Linked DNA regions of Homo sapiens: region 2 is linked to region 1. A link is an interaction called in ENCODE POLR2A ChIA-PET data of the cell type or tissue named here. Cell type or tissue: Panc1. All regions are shown on one strand. Each heading gives the region's core, and the rest is flanking DNA. Links, peaks and the distances in the headings are about the cores only.

The links. ChIA-PET counts read pairs that join two places held together with the same protein. Peaks named below come from ENCODE experiments on the same cell type or tissue, not always from the same donor. Only the 100,000 strongest peaks of a DNase experiment are listed, where the experiment ranks them.
Region 2: POLR2A ChIA-PET joins it to region 1 with 10 read pairs; 3 of 35 experiments call an interaction of 5 or more read pairs at or near these places.

What each region holds. Positions count from the first base shown.
Region 1 is chr2:152,581,822-152,588,183 of GRCh38, reverse strand. The region is part of intron 9 of FMNL2 (formin like 2); the gene reads right to left. Among named protein-coding and RNA genes, the nearest start is that of PRPF40A, 130 kb to the left of the region's middle. In Panc1, for the core only: no CTCF peak of the experiment used is centred there; no DNase peak of the experiment used is centred there.
Region 2 is chr2:152,643,537-152,649,898 of GRCh38, reverse strand. FMNL2 (formin like 2) reads right to left here. Exons shown (of 26, transcript NM_052905.4): 26 at 73-2,103. The coding sequence ends at 1,994. Among named protein-coding and RNA genes, the nearest start is that of PRPF40A, 71 kb to the left of the region's middle. RefSeq lists an enhancer at 3,088-4,287. In Panc1, for the core only: CTCF peaks have their summits at 1,091 and 1,300; a DNase peak (open chromatin) is centred at 2,908.

The sequences.
Region 1 (6,362 bases), core at 644-5,643:
TTACCACCCTATACACTCATTTTATTCTTCTGGTCTACAGAACTGTAGAATAATAAACTGGTGTTGGTTTAAGCCACTAAGTTTGTAGTCATTTGTTACAGCAGCAATGGGAAAGGAATACACCTGGTTAACCTTGTTCACCCTAAACTCTGTTCAGGCACCCTCTCCTATAAGGAGCCTCCTTGAGAGCTCTTTCCCCATCTGCCTCCAGCCCTACTTTGTCTTGGTCAGCTGTTCCTCTTCTTTGCAGAGCATCTTGCAATTACCTTTATAAAGCCTGGTATTACAACTGTCGAAGTATTTATCTGCTTCCTCAACTAGCCTGGGAGGCTCTCTTTTAAAGGCAGGGCATATGTCTGATTCATTTTCATATTCCAATATTTATCAATGTTTCTGACACATAGAAAGCACTCACATTTTTTTCAGTAAGTGAGTATGACTCATCCCTTAACAATCAGGAGGATACCAGCCTTCATTCCCTTAACCAGATGTTAAAGACACTAATGGTAAAGAAATAACTAGTTCATTACCAGAAAATAAACTTGGACATCCTATGAAAATGGCTCCTTTCTCTAGGGAAGGCTCTCACAATATCATTTGCCCATAGTAGATTCACATGAAAGAATTAAAAACTATCTTTTTTATCTCCAATCAAAAAGTTTATAAAGTTTTCAGTCAAAAGGAAAAACCAAGTATTGGATTGAGTAAAGAAGAGGGAGAAAATGAAAGACGAATAACAATAAACATTTTGGTAAATCTCATACAGTTACTGAGGTACGAGACTTACTGAGGTATACAGACTACAATGGTATGAGCCCACAGCTCTCTCTCCCACCCCACATGTTCTGCACAGTAACCCGACGGCCAATCATCAAGAAGAGAAGCCATTGCCTTCCCCTTGCATCCGGGTTGGGCTCAGGGCCTCACTGGGAACCCAGATAACATGGCAGAAGTGACCACTACACGGCTTCTAAGACCAGCTCAGAAGACACTCAGCAGCCTCTGGCTCTTTGAATGGTGGCTCTTCAGATGCTCCTTCCTGGGGCACTCTCCCTCAGAAGCCAGATGCTATGCTGTGAGAAGCCCAAGCCACGTGGAGTTCTACATGGAGGCTCTCTGGTTGATAGTCCCAGCTGGGCCCAGTCCTTGAGAGGTATCATAGCTCAAAAACTAGGTATGTGGGTGAAACAGCCTCCAGATGGACTGGCATCCCCAGTCAATCAGGTCTTCCCTGATGAGGCCCCAGACAAAACAAAGAAGAGACAATCCCTGCCATGCCAGCCTGGCTTCCTGACCCACAGAAGCCAGGAGCCTAAAAAAATGAAGTGTGGGGTACTTTCGTATCCACAGCAAAAAATTGCAACAGTTGATAAACAGACAAAAAAAGTTACTCAGCAGCACTAACACCACATTAAGACTAGGACTTTGCTTCCTAATGCTAAGGAGGAGGACCAGTCAAGAAGAATCTTGGTTAATTAGATCAATCTAATTCTGGCCTGATACCATGAAATACATACATGCTCTACGGCTGTGGCTCCTACAGTTTGAGACTTGAGAGAATACATTGCTTATAGTTCAATGAGAGACTGAAAAATGTGAGTACCCTTACTTTACCACTTAGGAAGTTATCTGGATGGTCTCATGCTAGATTTACAATCCTATACCCTCAAATGCTTGGGAGGTTAGATTACATGGGATTAAACTCAGAGGGATGCTGGAAGCACACCAAAATCTTCACTCTCCTTCCTGCCCAATTTGGTCCACTATAAATAAAACTTGACAGGCTTTCTTAGTTCAACTTAATAATGTGTAGCACGAGTGCCTTCAGATGCCCAGTAGCTAAACCACACATCAGCTTTCTTAGGAAGCCTTCTAGCAACAGGCAGAAAAAAGAACAACTACTGCCAAGAGTGCTGTGCACAAGAGTGCTGGTGGCCTCGAGTGACTCATTCAACAAGGCTCCATCTTTCTGTACTGGAAGGTCAAAAGTGGGAGGGAGTTGAGCCTTTAATAACCAAACTCAGGCTTTTTTGCTAAAGCCAGATGCTGTCATTACAGAAGCAGATGAGAATACAGTTATAATTGATCCGAAATCCTGATGAATTCCAGGTGCACCTCCCAGCAGCCTGGGAGAGCTGGTGCCTCAAAGCCCTCAGAGGATTTTATTACTCATGTCATAGTGGCTGTTCCACTGTAGAGTCTACAGGGCCTCAGTACTTTTCCTCTTTGACTTCAGAAGGAAGCATTTTTTTTTTTTTTTTTTGCCAAACCTTTGGAGACACTTTTTAAAAGCAAGCCATTTTCTCAAATATATCAAAGAATATAATGGAAAAAGTAAAAAGACTAAGAAAAAGTTGAGAGCAAGAGCTAGGTTGAAGACTTCAAGGTTCCCCTTGGTAATGAGATGAAGCGTAGTGTTTAGAAATCTGAAGTGGGGACTGGTTGAGGTCCTTAACCAGTAGATAAGAGTTTTATGAGCCAGCAGATTGCTAGCTATGGTCCATGTCATTTGGAAGAGAAGAAAAAGCATGACCAGAACCCCAAATGGTATTTCTGGTGGCGCAGCTTCAAAGGCAGAGCCAGAGTATAGCCACATTTTAGGAATGCCTGCCCATTTTCCAAGCCTGGTTCTCCAGGCTCCTTGTCAAGTCTGTGCTTTTCTCAACATCTTTTCGATCAACCCTTTCCTCTATGTGTTAGAGTCAGTTTCTGCTTCTTGCAAAGAAGACTCTGAACTAATATAAATATCCAAAGGGTGGTTTTTACTTCCAAATGTATTTTTTTCTGTTTGGTAGTCTCGGGGCTCAAAAATATACACTGCCACACAACTAAGAAAACATCAATTTAGGTAAGATGGTCATATGTCCTTCCATGGGGCTATTAATAAATTAGCCAATAAGAAAAAATAGATGACTCCTTTTTCTCACCCTGGTCTTTATTTCAAGACCATAAATTTTCGTTAAGAGATATTTCAACACAAAACCAGATGTGTTAATCCCCTTAAAAAATTGTTTTTTAAGGAAAAAAGAATTCAAGGAGCACAATGGTTGACTGTTAATGATTTAGTCTTCATCTACTCAATACACTCATGTTTTCAGGCATGTCACAAACCACGCACAGTATAAGCTTACTATCTGTATTCATGTAATTAAGACTCATTTGTCATCATGTACATTGAAGCCATGTATGTGTTTGCTCAGTGACATCAGGCTTAGACCCCAATCCCACCCCCACCATAAGCAAAGCTTTGGGTTAACATTCTTGCCACCATCACATACCATTAAACTAAAGGTGCTCCCTGCCTTCCTAAAACATGCACTTCAGCTATTACAAGATTTGTAGCAAGATTTTTTAAGGAAAAAAAATATAAGATTGGGATTCTAAATATTCATCAAAACATGAGAAAATGATGTAGTCATACATAAAAATCTTTCAACAGCCAAATAATAACTTCCTTTAATTTACATCTGAACTAATTAATTAGTGGTGGTCAAATTAGATAGAATGGATTTATTGGCTCAAGAGGTAGAGGGGGAAAAATCCTGCTACATAAACTACTTAAGATACATGGCCTTTTAAATGTCTTTCTAGCATCTGGTTCCATATTGCGTTAGTACGCTTGGCTATGCTCTAACAGTGATCAAAGCCCAAAGGATCTGGCTACTCTAAAGCATATTACTTTATTTGCAAAAAATAGATGTTGAACTCCCCTACTTCACCCCTCATTCCTGCCAATAAAAACAAAGATAATCCTTTCATCCTTCTTAGGCAGATGAATGGAATCCCAACTTACTAAAAAAGATGAAAAGCTTTAAAAACAATCTTCTCGAAGGCAAAGACTCTTCTTTGGTCCTCCTTCCTGGTATCCTGGTACCTGGTATGGTACTCTCTCTGCCATATGTGGCTCAAAAGGAATTATTCACTGAACAAAACCCTATCTGCACAGGCATGCCAGAATATAATAATGAATATTATTATAAAACCAGAAGATTCCAATGACATTTTGGTTAAAGAGGTTAAAGAATTCACTTTACTATGATGTGAAAAAAAAAAAATTCACTCACGCAAAGATGGGAGAAAAAGAGGAAGGGATTTAAGAGACTTTGAGCTGTGAGCGGCATTGCATGTTTTAGAAAGCAAGATCAACACAGAATAACACCTTTTGCACCTCAAGATTGGATAAATCGGTTGAGGCTCTTCTGACCTATCTATAACAACTAAGTTTGTCGGGGGCATGTTGCTACCTTGTCTTCATTCCCATGGCTATTAGGATAATAATCCATTTGCTTGGTCTGTCTATATGGTTTTTAGACAAGAATAATGCAGGATGGTTGCAGCAGAATAAAAAATTCTAGGCAGCAGTTTCACATGACTAAGCAAAAGGAAACTGCTGAAATAGCTGCAGAAGCTTGGGGCTGATAAGACCCTGAAAAACAGGGTGTGGGCCAAGCTGGCAAAGACAAACTGGGTCCAACATGGTGCTGGATTTGATCCAGGTTTCTCCTAGGACCTTATTCTATGCTCATTCACATATTCAATCATATACCCACCAGTGCCATGACAGTTCCAGAACATCGTTATTTGAGGTAAAAATGGGTAGCACCATAGTTCTGAGAAATCTCCAGCTTCTTCCAGGAATCTCCGTGAATACTCCATCCCTTGGTTAAAGAAATCCATAAAGGTAGCAGCCCCAAACCACCTTGTGTGACTCTCTCAAGCATGCCCACACTCCCCTTTCTTGAGTGTGTACTTTTTGCTTTGCAATAAATCTCCACACTTTCACTATTTTCTAACTCATACTTGAATTCATTCTTGTGAGGATGTCAAGCGCCTAGACACCAGCAGGGTTTGGGGTCCCACCAGCATTTGAGGACCTCCCCTAGCCCACTGCTATCACCTTCTATCAGATGCAAATGCCTATGCCAAGGACAGTACCTGAAGACCTACCATCACTCCTGATTAATTACAGAAATGAGGCCAGTTTTGGTTAAAGCTCTAAGAATTCAATGTCAAAAGTAATTTAGTTCTCATTACTATTGTCCAGGTATTAGACTTAGGATTACATTTTTCTTCAATTAAGCACATACTACACCCTAAATAGCTAAAGCATATATAAGTCTGACACCAAAGAGTTAAAACTCAATTCTGCAAGTATCTGTGGGCCTACTATGCATAAGAAAGGTACTCTATCTTACCTAGGAGAAAAAAATATTATCATTCATCTCATGAATTCCTGGCTTTTATTCTTGTTCTATACAAATATATCTTTAGGATATAATCTGACCTGCAGTATAATCAGATTCCTGTTATAATATGAGTCATTATAACAAGGGCCACTGATAACTATATAGTAAATGTTTCCAATGTGAAAAGTACTCAGCATGCAATATTTTCAAATATGACCTAATGATAAAGATTTGGGCGTTATATGAGCTGCACATACTGTTTCTCTTTCATATTAAACCCATCCACCCAAACATACTTCCTTATTTATAAATGTAAAATTTATATATTTATACATGATATATAAAAACATTCACAGACAAGCATTCGTACATTCTTGTCTCTAAAATCTATTTGTCTTGGAAGCCAGAATATGAATTTAAAGATTCACTATTATTCTTCTTCATTCTCTTGGAAGCTGGATATTTTTTCACTATCTTTGGGGCTCAATAGAAAGAAAAAAAAAGATAATATTTGGTTGTCTCCACAGTTGGCATTTACAAAATGGATAATATCAAAATCTTAAAGAATGGACTAGCAGTAAGGAGGCAATGCAAATAAAGGAGCAAGAGGAGTGTCTGCCCTGTTCACATCTTTGAAGCTTCCCAGCCTATGCAGAGGCTCACAGGCTGGTGTCTAGAACATTTGGCAGCTGGGCAGTAAATCCAATTAAGGAGGTAGGAGGCAGGGGAAATAGCTCCGAAGTCCTGTCTCATTTCAGTATTTCCCTTATTTCCTTCAAGGGATTCACAAACAATAAGGCCACAACTTCAACACATTTCAAGGAAGTTCAGGATCAGGAGCACCAAGTCCTGTTCCTGGCTCTGTCACTTATCTAGCTATGTGACCACAGGTAAACTATGTATTTCAATTTCGCTAAAATCAAGATATTAATATTTGTCTCAAAGATGTTCTTATAGAACCAAATGATGCCATGCATGTAGCTGGTATAGCCCCGGCATATAGTAGGTTCTCAATAAATACTATCAGAGTTTCTAGTTCAGAACCTTTCAGGAAAGAGGAGAGAAAACAGTCCCTCTGTGACCTGGATTTTAATCCAGCTCGGGTCTTAATCCAAAAGCATTTGGAATTAAATGGGACTTCTAGCATAACACACAACTTGGCGAAGGGTCCTATTG
Region 2 (6,362 bases), core at 935-5,934, 61 kb before region 1:
GAAGGTAAGTCTACATAATATTGCTAAAACCCCCTAAATTGTACCATTGAAAGATTACAACATATTACAGAATAGTAGTGTAAATAGTTTATTATTTGCTCATATGCCATGAAAAGACCAGAAAAGTAACATGAATTGCTTTTATAAAACATTCTAATATTGCTAAGAAGCAGGCCCATTAATAGACAAACAGAAAAGAACATGCCAACGTTGTCTATTTGTAGATTAATAAATAGGCAATTATTTTAATATACATATATGTCAGCATTGAACTTTGGAAAACAGCTGCTTTGTAGTGGAAGTCCAACTTGGTCAAATTGCTATTTTTAATCGAAGTGAATGTTGAGTCCACAGAAAGACAAAATCGTGGCATGTTCTTTTTAAAGTAAAGTACACATTTATGGGAATGTGCCCGCAGGTGGCAGTTTAATCTTTCTGTAAATAGGTACACTAAAGTGAAATGTGGTAGGTAACTTGTTCCCTAAACTGTCCTTATAGTTAAATATATATATTAAAAAAAACTATAAGTTAAAATAACATTCAGATTGTATAGCATAGGCTGATGCATTTTAAAACAATATTTACAATATTACCCAGAGGCTTAGGTGGGAATTAAAGAGAAGTGTAAAAACCATAAAAAACTGCACCGATTTTATAGCAAAATATCTGTACATTTAAAAAGATCATATAACTACACATCCAAGGAAAAGGGACCTTCACCAAGGGGTTCACATAAGCACAACATAAAATAGGAACTTCAGCGGTTAAATACTATACAATAAACTTTACAATTAATATATTGATGTACCAAGAAGATAAGCCAGAAGCAGAATGTATATTATGAAAAGTACAAATTTAGCTTCAGTCCAGTTTTTGACTTTGGAATGGATCAAGTGCCCTGCCAGAGAGGAAGGAAAATAACAGTGGCTTAGTGGGCCATCTAGTCCCATTACGTATTATTTAAGCTTAATACCATGTTAATACTTTTCAGCAACTTAAACTGCAATTCTCCATAAGTAGTCTGGGAAATGCATGAAAAACTTAGCCTCGATACACGATGCCAAGTGTATCTTCTTGAATTTATAAAAAATAAGAAAAAATTGCGATTGTCAGAGGAGAGTAAGGCCAGGTTCCTAACACTACTCTGCTAGCAGATGTAACCTTGAATGCTTGTTGATAGAGCTAGTAAACTTCCTTGCAAGGCACCAATTTCTGTTCTCAGAATTAATAATGGTCCTCAGAAATGCTAATGCTGATTACTGAGATGTTAATTTTAATGCTAATAAATACACTTGCATTATTTAAAAAGCTGCCTCTAGCTGAAGAACACAGTACTGCAAATAAGTCTTATACACTATATCCCCACATTCATACTAGTGAATGCCTCTCACAGAGCATCGTTCTCTAGCGCAGAAGTAGTAGAATGTGAAACTGGAAACAAAGGATTGAGTGACCTTTGTGCCACTGCAGTTGCATCCTGTTTGCACTTTGCCAGGGCCTGGTTATAGACAAAAGGAGTTTCATCATGTGACTTTCCTTCTTCCAAATTGCAAGTAAAATACAAAGTTGATGGATATGGCTAAAACAAAATTCCTTCGAAGACATCTCAGCAAAGGACCCACAGCAGATGCATTGATGTTATTTACAACATCAGGAAACCAGGTGGGCCATGATGGGACAATCACAATGGCAGGTAATGAGTTTAATAAGAACTTTACATTTTGGTTAAAAATAACATACTGGTGTAAAAAGATACCTAATCAAATCAAATCCTATTGCTTTGATTAATCTGAACAGGTACTTCCATTTTTAGGCACTTGTTAACAAGGGTTGAAAGGAGAGCTCATTTTAAAATTCTTCCGTGTTTGCTAAATCTGAGCCCTTAAGAATATTTTTGTGTGTGTTCAAGGCTGCAGTTAAATCGTAGCACATAAAGTTCATGTGGGCAGTTTCATTCACGCACACCCTGTATTCATGCAGGCCAGTCTCAGGTTCACATTGTTATTTCGGCACCATTAACAGAACGCAAGTTCTGATCATCAAAGCGCCGCCTGACGCTTCTCCTCACCGCATCGGCTCGTCTGTATGGTTGGTTTCTAAGATCTGTAAAGGGGAGAGTGCCAGTGAGAGAATAGCAACCTTTAATAGCATGTGTCTAAGCAGGACAAAGGCCAGCTGGCAGCCAATCAAAGCAGCTTGTGTAGAAAAGTCAGCTAATGGGCCCTTCAAACTCACTGAGCATTGAATCAAAGACATAAAACATTTGCCTTCAATATTTACAATCAAACAAAACAGGATGTAATACTGGTAGGATTCTAGGACTTTGAGAGAAAAATACATAGATTATTTCTGTCACTGGCCAGAGTCTAGCTGAAGTCTTATTTTGAAATGTTTCTTAAATTAGAAGCAGCTGTAGCTTAATTTTTTTGTTTTGTTTTTATTCTGGAAGCCTGAATGAATAAATAGTAACTGCAATAAATTTTAAACTGCAAAATTAATAAAGCAGACTGTCCTGTCCCATCTTTTCCTCGCAGTTTTAACAAGAACCTAAAGACCTTCAGTTTGCAGATAAGGGCTCTATTATTTTCATTCCATTAAGCTAGCTGAGTTTATTATTTTGTAAATTTTAAACAAAATGATGTTCAATTAACCATTAAATCTAAACCAAAATAATAATCTATTCCCTGGCATCCTTTTCTGCCACCTATTTTTTTTAAGAAATGGGGTCTTGTTATGTTGTCCAGGCCAGACTTGAACCAGTCTCAAGCGATTCTCCCACCTCAGCCTCCTGAGAAGTGGGGACTACCGAGCTCTACCACCCAATATTTTTTATGTTACGTCAGCAAGAAGTAGTTGTGTGGGCCCTCCTGCATAAGAAAATCCTTGTTAAATGAATGAGTCAATCACTGCATACCAGTCCAAATAGGCATTGCTCTGTCAGGATGAAGTGGGAGGAGCAGAGGAATTTTATACAAGAACTCAGTATGAAGGCATGCTTTCTTGAGTAAGTCAGGTAGCTAGCCAGCAGGCTAGGCTATGCAGCCTCCCTTTGATGAAGTCAGGGCATAGTGAAAAAAGTAAAGCAGGCTTTATACTTTTCCTGTTTAATTAGTATTTACTTCCCTTTCATTAACTTAGTATTGTTGACTTCTGCTAGAATACATGCTATCTTTAGAAAGGGAAATACAAACAAATAACAGAATTAAACCAAATTGAATCTTTTGTATCCCTTTATCTACTCAACAAGTTGAAAATGCAGCTGATGGACCACATTTGACCCACAGAATGTTTGCTCCACTGTGCCCCCCCACCCCCCGCACATGTACAGTTTCCTGGTGTTTAAATTGGTAATTAACATAAAGACCAGGGTTTCTGGCTTCTTTTGAAAAACTGGAAGATCTGGCAAAACCGGGCCCCAGTTCCTACACAGCAAAAAGAAGTTGGAGCTAAGATCTGTGCTCTAGGTTCAGCACAGTTCCTACCAGGCCTGTTACCTTCCTGGCTCCTTGACTCATTGGAATTTGTGTGACCCTGCCCTACTCTTTTCTGGGGGGGTGGGCGGGGGTTGTGAGGGGAGGACAGTCTCTGTCACTGAGGCTCGAGTGTAGTGGTGATCTCTGCTCACTGCAGCATCCACCTCCTGGGCTCAAGGGATCCACACATCTCAGCGTCCCAGGTAGCTGGGCTACAGGCATTTGCCACCATGCCTGGCTAACTTTGTTTGTTTGTTTTTTTTTTTTTGTAGAGATGGGGATTTTGCTTCATTGCCCAGGGTGATCTTGAACTCAACAGATTTGCCCACCTCGGCCTCCCAGAGTGCTGGGATTACAGATTACAGGTGTGAGCCACTATGCCCAGCCTCTACTCTTAAATTTAAGGAAAAAATAGTTTTGCATACCCCAATCCTCTCAAGCCTCTGCTTCCTAGCCCACACTGGTAATGAAAGGCCAGAATTACACTTTTGCCTCATATGCAGCTTTGTGGTTCTTCATCCTCTGAGCAATTAGTTCTAAAGATCTTAATCCTTCAAAGGCTGTAATGTTACCTGGCCAGGACCTGCTTTCAGTCGCTTCAGATCAAAATGGGTTTAACTGAGTAACTCAAAGGCCAAGACAGGGGTAAGGGAAGGACAGCCCAACACTCAAAGCAAATACAATCATCAGCAAATACCCTTGCCCAAGCCATCACACTTAGAACTTAAAAGCAGGCCGAGAAAGAGTCCAACAGAGAGGCTCAATCCCTGCATCATTGGAATGTGAGGTACAAAAACTCCCTGGTCAGATTCTCACCAGTATTACCCTCAGCCATAGATTGAAAACCATTGATCTGCATACAGAGAGAGGAGGAAGCTAAGTAAAAAGTGATGCTTGCCAGCTCTGTGTATCCTCCACCACCGGTGTGCTAGAAGAAATCCTTACCCTCGAGTGAACATTTGGAAATTTAGTGATATTATTCTTCTTTAAGGCTAAACAGAAAAAAACAAAAACACAAAATGATGGTTAAGAAAAAATGGGATGAAAATGGAAAGCAACTCAACTTAGTGCTCAACATTCCCAGGCATGTTAGCCAACAGAGGAAGAGAATGAGAAGCCATTACTACAAGAAATGTTAGATCAAATAAGGGAAGGATGAGTGCATCTTCCCACCCAGCTCTCTGACCACCCAGTTCCAAGCTGCTTTGAAGATTGGCTCCAGAAAGATAGATATAGTCCAACAGCAAAACTGACAGCAAACATCAGCCAAGCAGATGACAGTTTTCTAGCCTGTTAATAAGCACTGGTGGGTAAGTACACTGCAGAGCAGGCAATGACACTCTATGTCCTTTGATATCAGAGATAGAAGAACATACATAAGTGCAATTCATAGAATAGTTATGCCACAAAATAAACACATACCCAATTCCATGTCAATCTCAGCACAGGAGTCAATGGCTACGTCCAATTAGAGTATGTGTTTCCCTTGTCTCTTTTCTAATCAACTAGACACTGGAGAGAAGTTCGTTTCTTATTAGGCATCAAAAACTGTGCCCAGGAGGTTACTTTGAAAAGTTTGACCCTTTTTTCCCCCCCAATTTAAAAACAGTGGCATTTTCCAATGATATTTGCTGTTAGTATTTCTGGTGCCATCATCCTGACCAAAGAAGCAGGTCAAGATATGATCTGATCACAGAAGAAATAGCCTGGGTTTGACATGGAACAGAGCTACCGGTGAAGATGCGTGAATGAGATAAGACAGTGGGAGGACCTAAGCCTTTGTATTCATGTCCTGCCTCACAGCTTTGCTCCAACATGGAATTACTGATAGTTGAACATGGGCATGACATTCAGAAGGAATAGAGGTGGCCTACTAAAGTAGGGTGACATAAAGCTATGGATTGCCTATATCTACATATACAAGCTAGGTTAAAAGGGCTCCCTGTGTTAAGCTCATATTACGAGTTCCATCATGCTATGGACGTATAAGAGAGTTAAGAAAGGCCTGATTTGCAGCTGTGCATAGTTCACAGTTCCTTCTGCAAGTCATTTTGCACTTTAGAGCACTTCGCATTCCTGAGCACTTTCATATGGCAGGTGATTATGCTATCAAAGCATATTAACTGGGTATAGGATAAAAGGGCTAGGTTAATATCTGTAAACCTACTTAGAACAGTATGTTTTGTTTTTTGTTTTTGTTTTTTTGAGACAGGGTCTCACTCTGTTGCCGAGGCTGGAGTGCATTGGTGGGATCTCCACTCACTGCAACCTCCACCTCCTGGGCTCAAGCAATGCTCCCACCTCAGCCTCCCGGGTAGCTGGGACTACAAGTGTGCACCACCATGCCCAGCTGATTTTTGTAAAGATGGGGCTTCCCTATGTTACCCAGGCTGGTCTCAAACTCCTGGGCTCAAGTGATCCTTTTGCCTCAGCCTCTCAAAGTACTGGAATTACAGGCGTGTGCCACTGCATCCAACCTGAACACAGTAAGTTCTTAATACATGTTAGGTATAGCAGTTATTGTTATTAATGGATATGTTGAAGGACATTAGCTCAAAAATCTTATAAGCAATCTACTTGGTACCAATACTGATTCTCAAAGAAGTGCTCTTAATATTTTTGCTCTATTTTTCTGAAAATTTCTGTGAACAATTCTATGAATTCAGCTGTCAAACACACCCAGACTGTTACAGCAATGTGAATACATACATGTATTGAAAGTGGCCAGTGAGTGAGCAATAATAATTGAAATGCAAAACCATGCAGCATGAGAACAACACAAAATATAACATGATGGAGATGGCAATTCCATGCTAGCATGTTGGTGGGCCCTGACAGACACACAGAGGGGGACATAAGACATCAAAAAACCTGTAGCAACCTTTTAAG